2 separate regions of the Mus musculus genome follow, and region 2 is linked to region 1. A link is a loop called in an ENCODE intact Hi-C map of the cell type or tissue named here. Cell type or tissue: gastrocnemius. All regions are shown on one strand.

What was found. Peaks named below come from ENCODE experiments on the same cell type or tissue, not always from the same donor. Only the 100,000 strongest peaks of a DNase experiment are listed, where the experiment ranks them.
Region 2: it touches region 1 in a loop (3.0-fold over the local background); 13 of 42 quality-filtered maps call a loop at or near these places.

The regions. Positions count from the first base shown.
Region 1 is chr12:112,469,931-112,477,930 of GRCm38, reverse strand. No RefSeq gene overlaps it. Among named protein-coding and RNA genes, the nearest start is that of A530016L24Rik, 16 kb to the left of the region's middle. In gastrocnemius, a CTCF peak has its summit at 3,957 (motif pointing right); a DNase peak (open chromatin) is centred at 3,960.
Region 2 is chr12:112,109,883-112,117,882 of GRCm38, reverse strand. It overlaps Aspg (asparaginase), which reads right to left. Exons shown (of 15, transcript NM_001081169.1): 2 at 5,583-5,691; 3 at 4,791-4,902; 4 at 3,378-3,503; 5 at 2,233-2,316; 6 at 1,356-1,482. Among named protein-coding and RNA genes, the nearest start is that of Mir3073b, 4.6 kb to the right of the region's middle. In gastrocnemius, no CTCF peak of the experiment used is centred here; a DNase peak (open chromatin) is centred at 3,965.

The DNA.
Region 1 (8,000 bases):
CGTGCAATGGGGGTACGCCCCAACTGTGAGCATGTAACTGAGTATGCAGCAGTGCTGGGTGGGCTTCTAGAATGTTCCCAGGGAAGCCGGTACCTGGGAGCTTAGTGCAGGTAGCACTTGTGAGCAACAAGGTCAAGTCTGGGTCTCCCTGGCCGCGTTTACCTTGTAGAGATCCTTGGCAGGGCCTGGGTGAACTTACCACGACCTCAAGTAACCTGCAGATTCTGTCTATACTCTGGGGTGGCAAGTACTGATGACTTCTGACCTGGCCAGCCTGTCCTTCTATGTCAGGCAAGTATACAGGTAGAAAGGCCTAGGAGAAACAGCACGGTGACCTGGCTTCCACCTACAAAGGTCTCAGTCTATAATGGGTGTAGTGGCTATTCCTGGTTGTCAACTTGACAATATTTGGAATGAACTACAATCCGGAATTGGAAGGCTCACCAGTGACCCTTATCTGGAGGCTTGGAGATCCTTATCTGGATCTTGGTTTGAAGATCTTGAGCCACAGTGGCTATGGATTCCAGAAGATTGAATCTCCGAGTTTAAGGAACACACCTTTAATCTGGGCTACACCTTTCATCTGGGATTAAAGGTGTGGTGGAACACACCTTTAATCTGAGCTACACCTTCTGCTGGAGACAATATAAGGACATTGGAAAAAGGGAGTCTAGCTCTTGCTCTTGCTCCTTTGCCTGCTTGCTGCGTGAGACTGAGTAACTGCTAGATCCTTGGACTTCCATTCACAGCTGCGACTGAACAATTGTTGGGAATTCGGCTGCCGACTGTAAGTCATCAATAAATTCCTTTACTATTTAGAGATTATCCATAAGTTCTGTGACTCTAGAGAACCCTGACTAATACAATGGGTGTCACTCAACAGCATCTTTGTCCAATCCCCTACCCTGACTCCAAGCAGGTTGTTAGAAATAAAACCCAGTGGAAGGCCGTAGTGGGTGTCCTGTCCCAATCTTACCCTCCTGCCCCCTGCACCCCCATTAGTCCGGTCCACAGCTGGGAGGATGCTGTGGTGGGCCGCTGCCTTCTGGCCCCACTCAGAGTTTATCTGGAGCTCATCTTCACTGAGTTATGGCTCATTTCTGCAGCGAGGGACGGCTCACTTTATTAGCCCCATATCGAAGGATCGTGCATTTTAATCTCCGTGGCGGTTGGGAAGGCCGCCTGATGGATTTCTCCTGTCCTATCTTTGTGTGTTTGCCTCCTTAAAGGGAGCGTTGCTCAGCTCCCACACACGCCATCATGAGGTGGCTTTTAAGGAACATGTGGATTCCAGGCTTCTTGCGGGAGGGAATTGGAGCCCAGGGAGGTAGACTTGAGTGGCTGCCCTGCCTCTCCCTTCCTTACCAGCCTTGGTTATCCCTCTGGTTCCTAAGCTGTCTCTATCTGCTCTACACCCTGGGCCTGGGCCACCTTACTTAACACTGACCCCCACCTCCAGGCTATCCCCCACCCCCACCCGATCCTGCTCACCCCACAGCAGCACTGCGGGGCCCGCTTTCCTCCAACTCTCTCCGTTCCACTTCCTTTTGGGACATCTTTTCCTGTAACCTTCCTCATCTGTACCCCAGCCCCAGCTCGGAAGAGTAGGCTGTGGAGTTTGGGGAATGCTGCGTGCTCAAGTGCCTTCGTTGTAGGAGCCCATCTGTGCTCAACTGGGGTGGAAGAAAGGAACTAGCAGGGGAGGCCAGCCAGGCACCTTAACACATGGCTGCTGGTCCACAGCTGGCTCTGTGTGACCCAGATCCCCATCACAGACCTTCTTAAACACGTTCCCCACCCCTACCTCAGGAAAGGCCATGCTCCACTCAGACTGCCCTCTTCCCATTCTGACATCAAAGCTTCCTGCATTTGCAGAGTACAGTAGTCCCTCTCTGAAGACTGCCCCCAGCTTGCCCCTTATAAGGGTATGCTGGCCCGTGAGCCCTGGGTCCGACAGGTAGGCATGCCTGGAAGATTTCTCTCTGTTTGGGGCTCCAGTTTGTGTGCACTCAGAATGGGTGTATGGGACAACTGGTCCCCTCTCAACAGTCACACAGAATGTCTGAGGGCCTTGTTTGTAAGATTGTGAGACCCAAAGAACACCTGCTAGTTTACATCCCACAGGGCCCTAAACACCAGCACGTTCACACCTTGTATTTCTGCAGTGGTAGTGGCAAATGAATGCAGATTGTGGTGGCCCTTCAGGGTCTGGGTGGAGGAGGAGGGTCCACACGTGCCCTGAGCATGCTGTTGGTTCTCTAGAGACACAGGTTTCATGGGCCCTAGGGGCCCATATACAGCAGTCAGAGGCTTTCCTTTCAAATAGCCACTGGCTGAACTACTGACTGATGCTAAGACTCTGGGTGGCTCAGCAGTCACTCTGAGACATCCTTCTCTTCCCAGTTATCTCAGATTTGCCTCTGCTTGAGGTGAGGAACAGCGTCTAGTCCCCAGTGGCTCTCTGGGTTGGACTTCCTGTCATCTGTGGTCTCCCTATCCACCTGCTCAGATCTGCTGCCCTGCAGTTGAGGTGCTCCAAGGCGGCGAAGATATGCTTGGCGGCCAGCAGTCTGTAGGGGGTGTCCTTAGCATCTGGGACAGAGCCAGGTTGTCTGTGGTGATATTGCTGCCCAGGGTGCCCACAGCTCTACCTGTGGCTGCTTCAAGGCATGTACAATTCTACCTGCTTTTCATACAGTTCCCTCCAGCAGCTGGGCTCTGTGGTGTGGGATCAAGGCTCATAGATGCCAAAAGACAGGTCAGGCAACGCTCAGGGCAGGACTACTGCCAGGAACTGACCTGAAACCCATTATTACCATCATGCTTCCTGTGAGGCCCTGAAGGAGAGGGCCTGCGCCAGCCAGCTTGGGTTTTGCTTTGGGCTGTGGTACTTGCTCAGGGACCCCATCAGCCGGTTTTCCCATGATCCTCTCAGCATTAGGTTTCTGCTCCTCACTGCAGGAAGCTAGACTCTCTGGAGGTTCCCTAAAGAGCTGCAGTGGGTGCTGGGTGTACCGTCACCTGAATGTCAGCCCCAGCCTGTGGCTGCCACCTGCCCACACCTGCATTCTCCTCTGTGAGCAGGTGGAACCCAGGTGAGAGCCTGACACAACGTTGACCTGGGACATAATGATTTGCCTTCAGGTAGTGTGGGTTCCTGAGATGGGCCAGGATGGACACCGGCCATGGGCTCTATGGTTTTCATGTCCTGAGCACAGCCTGCAGGCTGACTTGAGACCTCACTGCTGGGCCCTTAGCTGCTTGTTCAGTCATGTGTCCGCTGGCCTCCCAGCTGTGTTCCTGTCCTTCCAGGTGAAACAGGAAGCCTGGGTGAGCTAGGACAACAGCAAGTGCTGACATCAGGACACCCAACTTTTCAAGGGCCCCTGGTCCTGGCTGCCACAGTAGAAGAGTGTCTATCAATAACTACAGCCGCAGGCCTCATTTTTAGCACATCAATAGACAGCAAAAGCAATGAGGTTGAAAGGAGGCGGGCAGGGCCTCATAAAGGCCCCTCACTTCCCCTGGACCGCACAGGAGGAGGCAGGCAGCATGCGCGACATTGCTGTTTAAGACCAGTGTTGATTAGAATTTTTATAAGTTTTTTTTATAAGAGTAATAACAGCTCTTTGGAGACAATAACGTGGCTCAGGCAGGGTTTTAAAGAGCTTCAGGAATGAGGATGTGATTAGCAATCAGGGGCAGCTCTGCCTGGGCTGCTGATGTCTTGCATTTGTGTTTATTGTCATTTGCCCTCTGGGGACGGAGCTCCGGTGACAATCAGGACTCCTCAAGAATGAAGGTGATGCTTCAGAAACCAGCTCAGTGCCCGGGGTCCCTCGGTTTCCTCAAACGCTGGCCTCTGCCCATGTCTGCAAGGCCAGTGAGAAGGGTAGCCCAGCCTCGCAGGGGATGGACCTGCATCCCTTGGTGCTGCCTTTCTCATGTATGGAGTTCACCACCAGGTGGCGATGGAGGACTGGCCAGAGAAGGTCAGGCTGCATCCTTAGCTGGGCTGGCTGGAGGCAGCTGTCCCACAGCTGGTGGGGCTATTCTAGGCCATCCTATGGTCCAGGAACCCTTATATCAACAAGGAGAACCCTGTGGGGACAATACGTTACTCAGCGTCTGGGCCCCCAAGGGTGTCTTTCAGGGCTGAGGGGAGCCACACAGTTGCCTGGATCAGAGCAGTCTTTGCATTGGGAGAAACTACAAACTCCCAGGTACTATACTCTGGGGGCTTACAGCCTCTGGGTACAAGAGTGGCTTGGTGCCATGTGCTTTCTCAAAGGCTTAGGTCCTGCTCTGGAGTACCAGTATTCCTCCTACCTCATCTGAATGGCCTTACCTGGTTGGGATAAAAGGAATGAATAGTATAAAGCCAGGGGTCTCCCTAGCAGGGGGCTGCAGACACTTCTGGGAGCCCTGTGGGCACCTAGTCTGCAGGGTTCTGGTTGTTGTCCTGTGGAATCCAGTGTCAGAGAAAGCTGGGTTACACCCAAGCCCATGTTTGTTGGCCTGGGTCCTCCCTCTCATCACTAGCCAGGTATCAGGCAGAAGCAACAGAGCCCACACTTCCATATCTAGGCATCTGGGCTGGATCCCCTCCTGTCAGCTGACGAAGGCCACTGGGGTTTGGAGAACGCAGCAGCAGCCTTTCCACTGCCTGCATGACTGTAATAGTCACAGCACACCCTTCTGAGTCAAGGACTTTTGGCTCAGTTTGAGAATAGCCCTATATCCCAGCCCATGTGGATGCTTGATCTCAACTCAAAGCATTTGGATCTCAGCCTTATATTTGAATCCTCATTTTTTTTGTAAACTTGAGCCCTGATCCCACCACTAACTGAGCCCTGATCCCACCACTAACAGCCCTGATCCCACTATTAACTGAGCCCTGATCCCAGCCCTCCTGGAGCTCCACACTTAGCCCACAGAACCTGGCTCTAGGCAGAGATCTGAGGATCTGAGCGGAGAGACGGACATTGTGAGGTAACACATCTTTCTGCTGAAGGTGGTGGTGACCTTAAATGTGTCTGGAGGGGACATTTAGCTTCTTTCCTTGCTTTGCTCCTCGTGGATATGGGGCCGATGGCCTGTGACTCTCGGGGACAGAACACAGCTTGAGCTCTGGGCTCTTGTCTGGGTATTTGAATCCACCATTAGTATGTCCTCCCCATGCCAAGTGTTGCTTGCCCACAAGGACATCTGGGAAGGTGGGAGCTAGCCCCAGAGGTTGTGCTGGGGTTGTGTCTTGGCCTGTTACAGTATGAGGCTGGGTATTTGCATAATCTGCCATGTGGAGCCCCAGGAAGACCCCTGCAGGGACTCTCTGCACCCTAACATGGCCAGGCTGATCACCCACCACCAGCAGCCTCATTTCCAACTCCACAACTGTCCCCAAGATGACAGCACTGTTACACACTCACCCCATCTCAATTCACTCACTCTCCACCCCGTCCACGGTCCTGCATAACCACGCTGCTGACTGCGTGTGAGTGTGGGGGAGTTCTGAAAAATTACCTGCCACCAGCGCTTGTTTAAATCCCGGGTGATTTATGAGTGTGGACAGTTTTAAGGCCACCGTGGAGCAGGTCCTCAGCCAGACTGCTGAACTGACAGTTTCCAAAGTGAACGCAAAGGCACCGGTGGCCGCTTGCTGCCTGCCCCTGCAACACAGACCCAGCCCACTGCAGTCATGGCCGGGCCATGCCTCCTGCAAAGAACCAGCAGGTCTCAGCAGGGGACCTGAGAGTGTCCCCATAGAGCAGTCTGCCCCAGGAAGGAGGAGCAGGGGACACAACGTGACCCTACAATGTTGAATGGCAGGTTTGGGTAGGGGTTAGATTATTCCAAATCTGAGAAGGCTAATTTGGTGAGTCGGGACCCAGGTGAAGTGAACGGCTTTCTCTTTCCTTTCCTGAGGACATTGGTGGCAAAAACGGGTGTTTCATGGAAGCTGGGGTTTGGTATTTTCATGGGTCAGCCTGGGACACAGGGGTGGGTAAGGAAGGAAGACTTAGAAGTCTAAAATAAGGTTCAATGGCCATCAGGGACACAAACAGATCACCAAGGGTGGAAGAGGAGGGGAGGGAACCAAACAGGAGGGCTTATCTGAGCTTATAAAAGCCTGTCTGGTACACCCGGCTCTGCCCAGCCTTAGACTTAAGCCCATCCTACCCAACACTTAATCCTATATTTAGCAGTACATAAAACCTTAAACCTAATATAAACCTGTTTCTATTTCTACTTATAAGCCTAACCAAACTTTAACCTAGATCTACACATTGCCAGAAACCTAACCCCAGTCACAAGACTAATCCTAGTACTAGCTCCAAACCTTCTCATAACTGTAACCTTAACCCTAGCCCTAGCCCAAACTCTAGCCCTAACCCTGACCCTAGCTGTAGCCTTGATTCTGTCCTAGGCCAATTCGAGCCATAGACCACTAGGCTGGCCCTGATCCTGTTCTTAGCTCCAACTCTAGCTCTGACCCTAGCCTTAGTCCTATCCCTAACCCCACACTTCTCTCTAGTATGGATCCTAGACCATTCCATGGCCAGTGATCTCTCACTATGTCAAGTTGGGACCTCTGTTGCTGGGTGGGGAAGGTGGAAACCCCTCTCTGGCCAGGACACTGTGTGGTTAAAGCAGGAAGGCACAGTTGTCTGGCGCCCTGGGGACTCCTGCCTAGCCATCTCTTCTTTATATGTCAGGGCCAAATCAGAGAGTGTAGGTGGCCTAGGAACAAAAGAGGCTGCTAGGGGCTGTTAGGAGTGGGACCCAGGGTGAGCTGGGACTCCCTGCTGCAGGCAGGCAAGGTCTCCAGGCTGTGAGTCTGGACCATGGGGATACATGATGATTCAGCTCCCAAGGGTAGAGTAGAACCTGTGTTATCCTGGAGTGGGTCCTCATGACACCAGGGATAAGAAGTTCTTTGAGTGTGGATGGCACAAGAGTTCTGGCTGTTCATTGGAGTCAGGTCCACAGACCCCAGGGCAGCCAGCCTGGGGACAGTTTTAGTAAAGAAAGAGGCATTCGATGGCCTAGAGTCCTCTGGCTTCCTTTGAATAATCAATAGCAAGGACATGACCTGGACAGGGCATCTGAATTTTTGGAGGAGACATGAACAGTAGAAAGGAAGACCAAAAGGAAGACATGAACCTGGACGATCTTGGTCTTGGTTGCACGTCAGAGCAGAGAGCAGTGAGAAATTCTGGGACCTGGTCATTGGATGTGAACCCTTGGGGTAAGGATGGGAAATTGGGGTGGGGGCAGGGAGATGTTGGGTTAGCTGCTGCAGGTTAACTGGCATCTGGGAGCTCAGGAGGGTCCCAGACTTGCCTTACAGCTGCAGCAGCCCTAGACAGCATGAGCTGGACTGTGGTCCGTGTTGGTTCACTGCCTGGGAGGTAGGTAGCGCCCACTAGGCAGTGTGGAAGACCTTGGACAGTGCTCTCAAGACCAGCACCCCATGTGCCTGGACCTGGAGGGCCACAACTGCTGCCCTGCACAGAAATGAGCAGTGGGTCACAGCTAGTGAATATTTAACATCTCCTAACAAAAGCGCATGCATAATTAACCAGGCGGCAGAGGAGCTGGAATAATTTGTCTTCTTAAAGGGGATTTGGTAATTTGTTAAGCTGTTTTGAAATCTGCATTCTAGCTGCGGGAGCTGCTCTGATTTCTAAATTAATTTGTGTGATTTAGAAAGTGGGAGCCCCCTGGTTCTAGAGGGGTTGGAGGCGCGGGGCCATCTCTGCTGGGCTAGCTCTTGGGTTTGCTGTGTTGACCAAACGACCGATGCTTGTGTTGATGGAGAACCTTGCTGGGTTCTGCCCTGGGAGCCCCATTTCTGCTGCCCCTCTGGTTTCTATTATCAGGGCCCAGTGGCTGCCACTTCCCAGCGGGTTCCTGTGCAGGTGCAGAGGTGCTGTGGGAATGTGGTCTGGCTTCCCCCTTTCCTACTTTGTCACGTGCTTCTTGCTGTGTTGACTGGG
Region 2 (8,000 bases), 360 kb after region 1:
AGATTTCTCCACACGAGAACCGGCTGGGCAGCCTGCCGATAGCAAGAAGGCGAGGTGCAGGTTCCCACACACCCACACAGCAGGATGGTGGATCAGGATATTGGGCTGGGAGTGGGGGTGAGCCTCTCAGCTCTGGGCTAGGGAAGCTATACTGGGCTAGGCTAGGCTGGGCTGGGCTTGCAGGCCAGGTGTCCCCGTGTGGCAGTGTCTTTTAGAATCAGGGTGAAGGCCTCTCTGCCAACAGGAGAATCTCCAATCCTGAGCCCATATAAGGAATGACTCAGGCTTAGAGAGCTGAGCTGCAGAGCAGGGTCCACATCTACTGCCCCCCGACCCCACCCCAGGCCACTAGTGTCACCACCCAGCATGGGCTAATAGCTAGACCACCATAAGTTACCATCTAATGCAGGCTCTTCCAAGAAGGACCCCAATAACAAGTGGACCTCTGCCACTCCAGAGACCCTGGTGTTCAGGCTTGAGGTTTTTCCCTGGCTAGAGGGTAGGGGGAAGGGAAGGTTTTGAGGAAGTAGCCCTGCCCTCTCTGGAGGTTCTCCTGAGCCTGGAACAGCTTCTGCTGCCTAGGAAGTATATCAAGAACCTGCAGGTCCCAGCAATGCCATGTCTCACCCACAGGACTTGCTGTGCCCAGGCAGACGCACAGTGTGGGTGAGGGCTGCCTCCACCCTCCCAGAGAGATGGGACGCTGCCAATCATCCCGCCAGACAAGAATTGCTGCTTTGGCTTAGGCTAGCAGCTTGACCTGAGCATGCACAATGAAGCCCAGTCCTACGAGGTGCAAGACCCCTAATGGAGTTCCAAAGACAACAGGTCAGAGACCAGAGCCTGGGCCTGCATCTCAGTTATAGGCAGGCCCCGGGGCTGTGTTCAAGAACCTGGGACCAGTGGGCAGGAGGGCCACTTGCCCTAGGATGAGATGCTGTTCGAGTCTCCTCTGTACCTGGTTAGGACAGGCCAGGGAAGGACCAGGAGACACTTGCTCTGAGTTGAGAGAGACAGAGGAGAATAGAGATCGAAGATGGGAAACTGGGGGCCATGGGAGTCAAGGTCTGGCCAGCATCAGAGGCCACTCTGCACTTAGGGTAAGGAGTGTCTAATCCCTTATGGAAGCTCCAGGACCAGGACCCTCTGGGATGCCTAAGAGCCATGTTACACTACAGAAGAACCAATGTATACAGCAGAGCCACAGGCTGTCACCGACAGGAACTTTTTAGCTGAGGGTCATGGGAGCCAGACTCCCAAGCTCTGAGCTTATGCTCAGCACACAAGTCTCCCACCTCCACACATCCCCAGGACCCCCTTTCCCCGCCCCCCACTGTGCTCTCAGATCCCCTTACTTGTGACATCCGCGCCCACAGTGGCTAGAGGGGGCAGGTTAGGGGAGCAGAAGGCGGCAAACCTCCGAGCGTCCACCTTGGTTGTCCGATTGCCCCGGAAGAGCTGATTCTGGAAGAACAGGCAGACCTGTGGAGGACAAGACAGCAAGCAGCTCAGAGCGAGCGCCCATGACATCCTCCATCACTCCCCAGCCCAGTAGCATCCACATACCAAACCTTGACAGTCACCTTCCCAGGTCACCTTCCTGCCAACACCACCAAGTGAAGACCCAAGTCCCCTGGGGCCCCGGGAGCCTGGCATTGAACACACAAATGACTGCAGGAGGCACAGGCTGGCTGCTCGGCCAGCACCTCTCCACTGGTGCGTGTACTACTGGTACAAGGAGCCAGGGGCTCCCGAGACTCTTCTAAAGTGAACGGGGTTGGGGGGATACCCTTGACCTGCCTGCTCCTCTTTCATAATTCCCAACCCTGACTCGCCAATCTCCAGGGAACAGCTAAAGACAAAGCGACTCCCAGCCTGGCCTGTGAGAGACAGGCCGGTGTCATCTTCCTGTTCTGCCAGGTGAGACAAGGAGCCCATGAAGAAGGACACAACGGACTCCAAGCCTAAGGTGGACACAGTCCATTTTCATGGACTATGCGTATGTACATAACACAGTGTAGAATATCTACAACGTAAAACCTGGCTGCTGGCAGGGGTGCCGGGGTGGAGGGGGCGGGGCTTTCCTTCCTCAGCTTTGTCACAGTTGTGATATTTGGGAGGATAGGGACAGATGCTCCAACCTCCTGTGGGTCCCATGTGTGCCATGACCACATCTCTGGCATTCACTCCTCCATCCTCCACCCAGGCCACACATGCAGCCAGGCCAGATACCTCAGGGATGACGTATTGGCCAGCCATGAGCAGAGCCCCCAGCAGGTTCTCACGGCCGTCACTCCACAGTGCGTGGATAGGTACCTGGAGAGAGGGCAGAGAGGTGGCTGAGGCCTGAGAGTCAGGACATACCCAGATCCCCATTCTAGGCAAACCTCTCAGATCCAGCAGGACGGCTTGGGCTGGGAAATAGGGTCTGGAGACACTTAGTCCACTCCCAAGGCTGCCAACCATTGACATTCTTTCTGACCAAGTCGCACTGGGCTCCTTAACCTGTCCATCTGGTTGCCACAGAAGTAACCAGTAGACACTCAGGTCCAGTTTTGGCCCCCAGCCCACAAAGCTGCCAAATCCCTCACTATACTCCAAGAGTTATGGGGCAGACAGGGGGGCCAGGGTGGGAAGTTCTTCCTGAGGCCTGCAGAGCAGGCTGGCTTGTCTCTCTACTGCCTAGGTATACCACAGACAGGGTCTGGAGTGGCTGAGCAGTGCCTGAGGACACAAGTGCTCGGGACTGCTGTGGGGTATGGAATGGAGAGGCCAAGGTCTGTAAGATCGTCCGGCTGGAGGATGCTCAGCTGGGAGCACACAGTGCAGCGTCCCCGAAGGGAGGCTCCTCCTAGGGTGCGTGAGCTTGGGAGGACTTATGGTTGGGGCGAAGGTGTCCTAGGTTAGGGCCAGGAGAGGGGATGTCATATGTAAGGGTTGCTAGGGATAGCACCAGAAAGAAGAGGAACAAGATAGGGTGTGGGGGAGTCTCCTGAGGAACTGCTCTACGTGCAGCCACCGTGATGAGTCTTGCGTGGTGGCACTGAGCAGCAGACATGAAGCCCAGTAGAAAGAAGAGGGATAAAAGCCCTGCATGGTAGAGCTGGAAGGGGCTAGGCTCTGAGTACTCTAGGGACCTTAATGGAAAAGACCTCCAGGAGTCTGTGAGTCCCTCGCTTCAGGAATTGGTAGCTCATCCAGGCAGTTTAGCAAGAGTGCAGTGGCCAGGCAGGGCCACCAGCTAACATGTCTACACACTCTAGCCAGCAGGATACAGCAGGGATGGTGCCAGGAAAAGCAGCTAAGCAGGAAGCCCAGGGTTGGCCACGGCCTGGCTCTGAGGCCCCTGGAGGTCTCTGACTCTGAGGACATGTTACCTGGGCACCCGTGAGGACGACTGGTTTCTGCAGATTTTCCAGCATGAAAGAGAGCACTGAGGCAGCAAAGGCCATGGTGTCTGTGCCATGGATGACAACAAAGCCCTGGTACTGTGCGTAGTGTCTCTGTTGGAAGGAATGAGCTCAGGACAGGACAGGTCTCTTCACCTCAGCCCTTTTCCCGGGAACATGGCGACAGGCAGGCGTCTCCTCACAGGCCATGAGAAAGAGGAAAAGCCTGGGATGCCGGTAGGGGGGCTGGTGTGGCAATCTTTTATCCCCCCAACCTCACAGGCCCTCTCTGGAGTCTCTGCCTGGAGTCCCACTCTGTAGCTTACTTCAAAGAAGGAGAGGGTGTGAGCCCCAAGGACTCTAGCTCCCCAGATTTTCAGCTGGCGCCTCCCAGGAGCAAACTGTCCATGGTGGACACTCTCTAACCATCACTTCCTGGTGGCATGCTGGCCAGAGGTGTGGCTGCCAAGACAATAGTTCTGAGGGCTAAGAGGCTCCATGCTCCGAAGGAACCTCTTGACCCATTGAAAGACCAGAGGAGCTAGGCAGTCCCATGGAGCAGTGTGCCCTCTGCTGGCCGTATGCGGTACAGCTGCTTCGCCTCCCACTATGAAGAGCACCAGGCAGTTGGTTGGGTCAGTGCCCAGTAAACCTTCGTGAGACTGAGGTGTAGTTCTGCTTCATGACAGGGTAGTACCAACTGGACCTAGCCTGGAGACTCTATCAGTCACAAGTGAAGAAGACTGCCCTGGGAAACGTGGAGCCCATTTTACCCTACTCAGGACAGCTGGGGCTTCTTAAGGGAGACAAGCAAGCATAGTTACGACTGCACCTGAGAGTTAGGTCTAGGATCATGGAGAAGAGAAAAGCTGAAGGGAGGGTTAGATCCAGGGTAAAGCAGCTGCCCTCGATGCTACAACTACCAGTGGGTTTGGTGCTAAATCCAGAGAGGCAACTCTAAGGTTGAGATTGGGGGACACGGGGGTCAGGTCCACAAAGCTACTCAGCCTCCACATATCCCACCACAGCACTAACTGGAACAAGTGAACTGTATGAGCAACCAGCCTCTGCTCTATGACAGAAAGGGGATCAGACTGTGCAGTGCGTGGCCCAGGACCCAGCCCTTTCCCGCTGCTTGTTAACAGCCACGCAGGTTACTGCCACGTCTCAGGCAGACACAAACTCTATCAGGAGCCCATAGTTACTCACTTGCCCAGTGTTCTGCAGGAGGCCTGCCATGCCCTCCAGTCCCGCCCACATTTAACCCCTCCCACACCATAACCTCCCCCAGCATACCCACTTCCAGCCCAACCCTGCTTTCTGGCCCCACCCACATCCCATAGCCCCGCCCATGTCCCTTCCAATTCCACACTCTGCCCTGCCCACACTCCCACCCTCTACCTCTATGGTTTGGGCAATCTGAACCCACTCAGTGATGGTCATGTCACTGGAGTCGAAGAGTGGCTGGCACTCCAGCACCGTGTAGATGATCCTCTGGTCAGGGCTGGCCGGGCTGCAGGAGGCAGAACCTGTCTCCCATTCTGCCTTTCTCCTGATCCAAAGCCCCACCTCCACGGCGATCTCCAACTAGGATGTGGGGCGGGGCTGTGGCATCCTGGGAGGGGCTGGGGTGTGGGCAGGGCTGCTGCATCCTGGGCAGGGGTGTGGTGTAGGCGGGACTGTGGCACCCTGGGATGTGGGGTGTGGAAGGGGCTGGTGCCTGGCAGGGGCTCAGTGTGGAAGGGGGCTGTGTGATTACTGTAAATAGATTCCCCCTCACTGGCCTCACATCATGAGTACAAGCCCAGCCTACCTTCCACCTTAAGTTCCAGGGACAGACTGCATCTCCAAGAGGTAGACAGGCTAACCTTAAGCAGTGTCCCTACCCTAGCTCAGAGAGAGGTCAAGCCCAGCTCATGTGGAGCAGAAATCCACCTCACTTGGCTATGAAGGGTATAAGGTAGCTAGGGCAGTAAGCTGAGTCCCAGGCTCACCAGAGGGCACAGGTCCACCTCTGGTAGAAGGCCAAGGCCAAAGCCCATGAACTCAAGGTTTCAGATGTGCCTCATGCAAATGGCTCACATGGAGGGTCCAGGACACCAGAGGCTATGTCCTCAGGACCTGCCCATGCTATCAACCCTAGGCCAGCCGCACATCATCCCTGCCACGGAGCCTGGAAGAAGGTTCACTCACGGCAGCACCAGCGTATCCTCGGGCAGGCTGTGGGCCTGTGCATACTCTTCATCGTGGAACATGTGAAGTGTCTTCAGGACGGCAGCCAGGCCTCTGCCAGGTACCAACACTGCAGGCAGAGTCCAAGTGGGGCATGGGCGTCAGATCAGGGCCATGGCAAACGCTTGCAGTCAAACACCCATCCCTCCTCCTAGGTGTCAGGCTCTGGACTAGGGCAGGGGCCAGGCTTCGCTGGACCAGACAAGACTCTCACAGGCTGGAAGGGCTGGGCCACAGCGGCCCCTGAGACCCCAGGTAGCTTAGGTAAGAGTTTCATCTGGAAGCTTTGGCATTCTTCTCTAGAGCTGACTCCTCAGAGAGTCCTAATCTTAAACCCAGATGATCCCAGAAGCTCCAGCACCAGTGTCCGCCCTGTCCTGCCTCTGCTTGTATCAAATATGTCTGTACACCCTGCCAAGAGGGGCAGTGGGGCCGGGTCCTCTCTGGGCTTTGACCCAATGGCTGTTATGTGCACTCACAGTCCTACCTCAACCCGTGCATGTGTCCCGTCCACCCCACCCCACCCCACAGAGTATGGACTGTCCCCAAACAAAGGCCAAACACACAAGTGCCCCAACCCACCCTGCAGCATTAGTATCTGAGGCACCTGGATATCAGGGAACACTGTGAGCCCTGCTCCCAAGACACCCCAATGGGTCCTACTGTCTGGCAGAGGCTCGCAGAAAACAAGGCTGAAGTCCCAGCCGTTGCTCTATGCTAGCCCTGTGACCTTGGGCAGATTGGGTAACCTCCTCAGACACAGTCACTGTACCAATCCCTGTGTGAGGGCCTCCCCACATGCCTGGGCCCTGAGCACAGCAGTAAAAGCACATGAGACCCCAGGAGGAGGCGGTGGTGCGTGCCAGCCGTGGGTGTCACCTGTCACAGCACAACCTCTGCTGGCTGGACCCTTTTCTGTTGCTGCATGATCATCACCAAGACACTAGTCCTTCAACAGCCTGGTCATTTCTCAGCACTGGACGGGCACGCTGTGCCTGCTACCGGGGGATCTGCAGCCAAGCCCTGACTATGGGAATCACTCTCACCTGCTGCAGGCCGAGGGACTTTTATCCACTGAACTCATTCCCAACTATCATCCCGTGCCCCCTCTTCAATACCAAGCCCCCTCTGCCCCTCCTCTGGTCATAGCTGCAGAATCCCTTTGCCCGGAGGCCCTGTACTTACTGTGAGGATACGAACAATTCTGGGGACCATTGAGGAGCCCACCTCTGGCCTAGCAGGCTTTCCCTCCCACTCCACACCACACCTAAACCAAGCTGCCAGTAAATCACCCCAGAAGGTACAGCTGGTGCTGAGGGGCACCAAGGTGAGGGAGGGGAGGGCCCAGCCCTCAGCATCCCCTTAAGCAGCCTGCAGACCTGTGGGCCCCAGAGGAGTACCAGCCTCAACCTAGTCTGATGCCTGCCTCAGCCTGACACCAGTAGCCATGGAAGCATCCAGCCTACCTCCTTCCCAAGGGTGCTCTTGGCGACATCCTATTTCTGGGGCTGACTAGAAGGACACTTGAGCACTCCAGCCAGCCCCAGGTACCCTGCCGGCCCCTCCTCTTGTAGTAACATCTCTCCCATCTTCCCTCCTCAGCTGCTACTCCGCGGCTGCTTGCCAGCCTCTCACTGTTGCAGACTAGCTCTCATTCCTGAGAACACTGTCATAAGTAAAACACAGATCAGATGTGCTCTATGCCCCGCCCCCCAGGTGCAGGTCAGGAGCCTGCAGAATCTGGAGCTGACAAAGCTGTTCCCCACCACACCACTGCCATGCCCCCAGCTTCACTAGGTACCCCCTAATCTCCAACACACCTCCAGCCTGGCATGGTGTCCCTAAAACTTCTCAGGGTGCAATCTGTGGTCCCTGTCACTTATGGAAATGTTTTGAGGACTGGGCTCAGAAAACAGATGAACCCTGTATGTTTAGTCAGCTCCATGGGCCTCCAGAGACACCCTAGGTGTGACCAGGACATCAGCCTGCTTGCCTCCACGTGCAGTAGCTACCCAAGGTACCCAACATCCTTGTCTAAGAACCTGCGGCATTTGCCTTTTGTGACAAAGTTTTTGCAGGTGTGATTGTGTAAAGTACACCGGGGAGGAAGAGAAGATGCTGGGTTTTCACCTGTGTGCCCTTGTAAGAAAAGGCAGGCAGGGGAGCGACACATCGGAGACCATTTGGCAAAGCAGCACACAGAACAGAGGTGTGCTGTCTCCTCGTAGACAGGAGGAATGTGGCCTCAAACCAGGACCCTGGCAGTCACCAGGAAGACCGCTCAGCTGTTAAGGCCTTGAGACTTTAAACTTTGCCTCCAGAAAGTGGGGCGGGCCCTGAGGCTTTCAATGCTGAGTGGCTGCCAACCCCAGGACACTG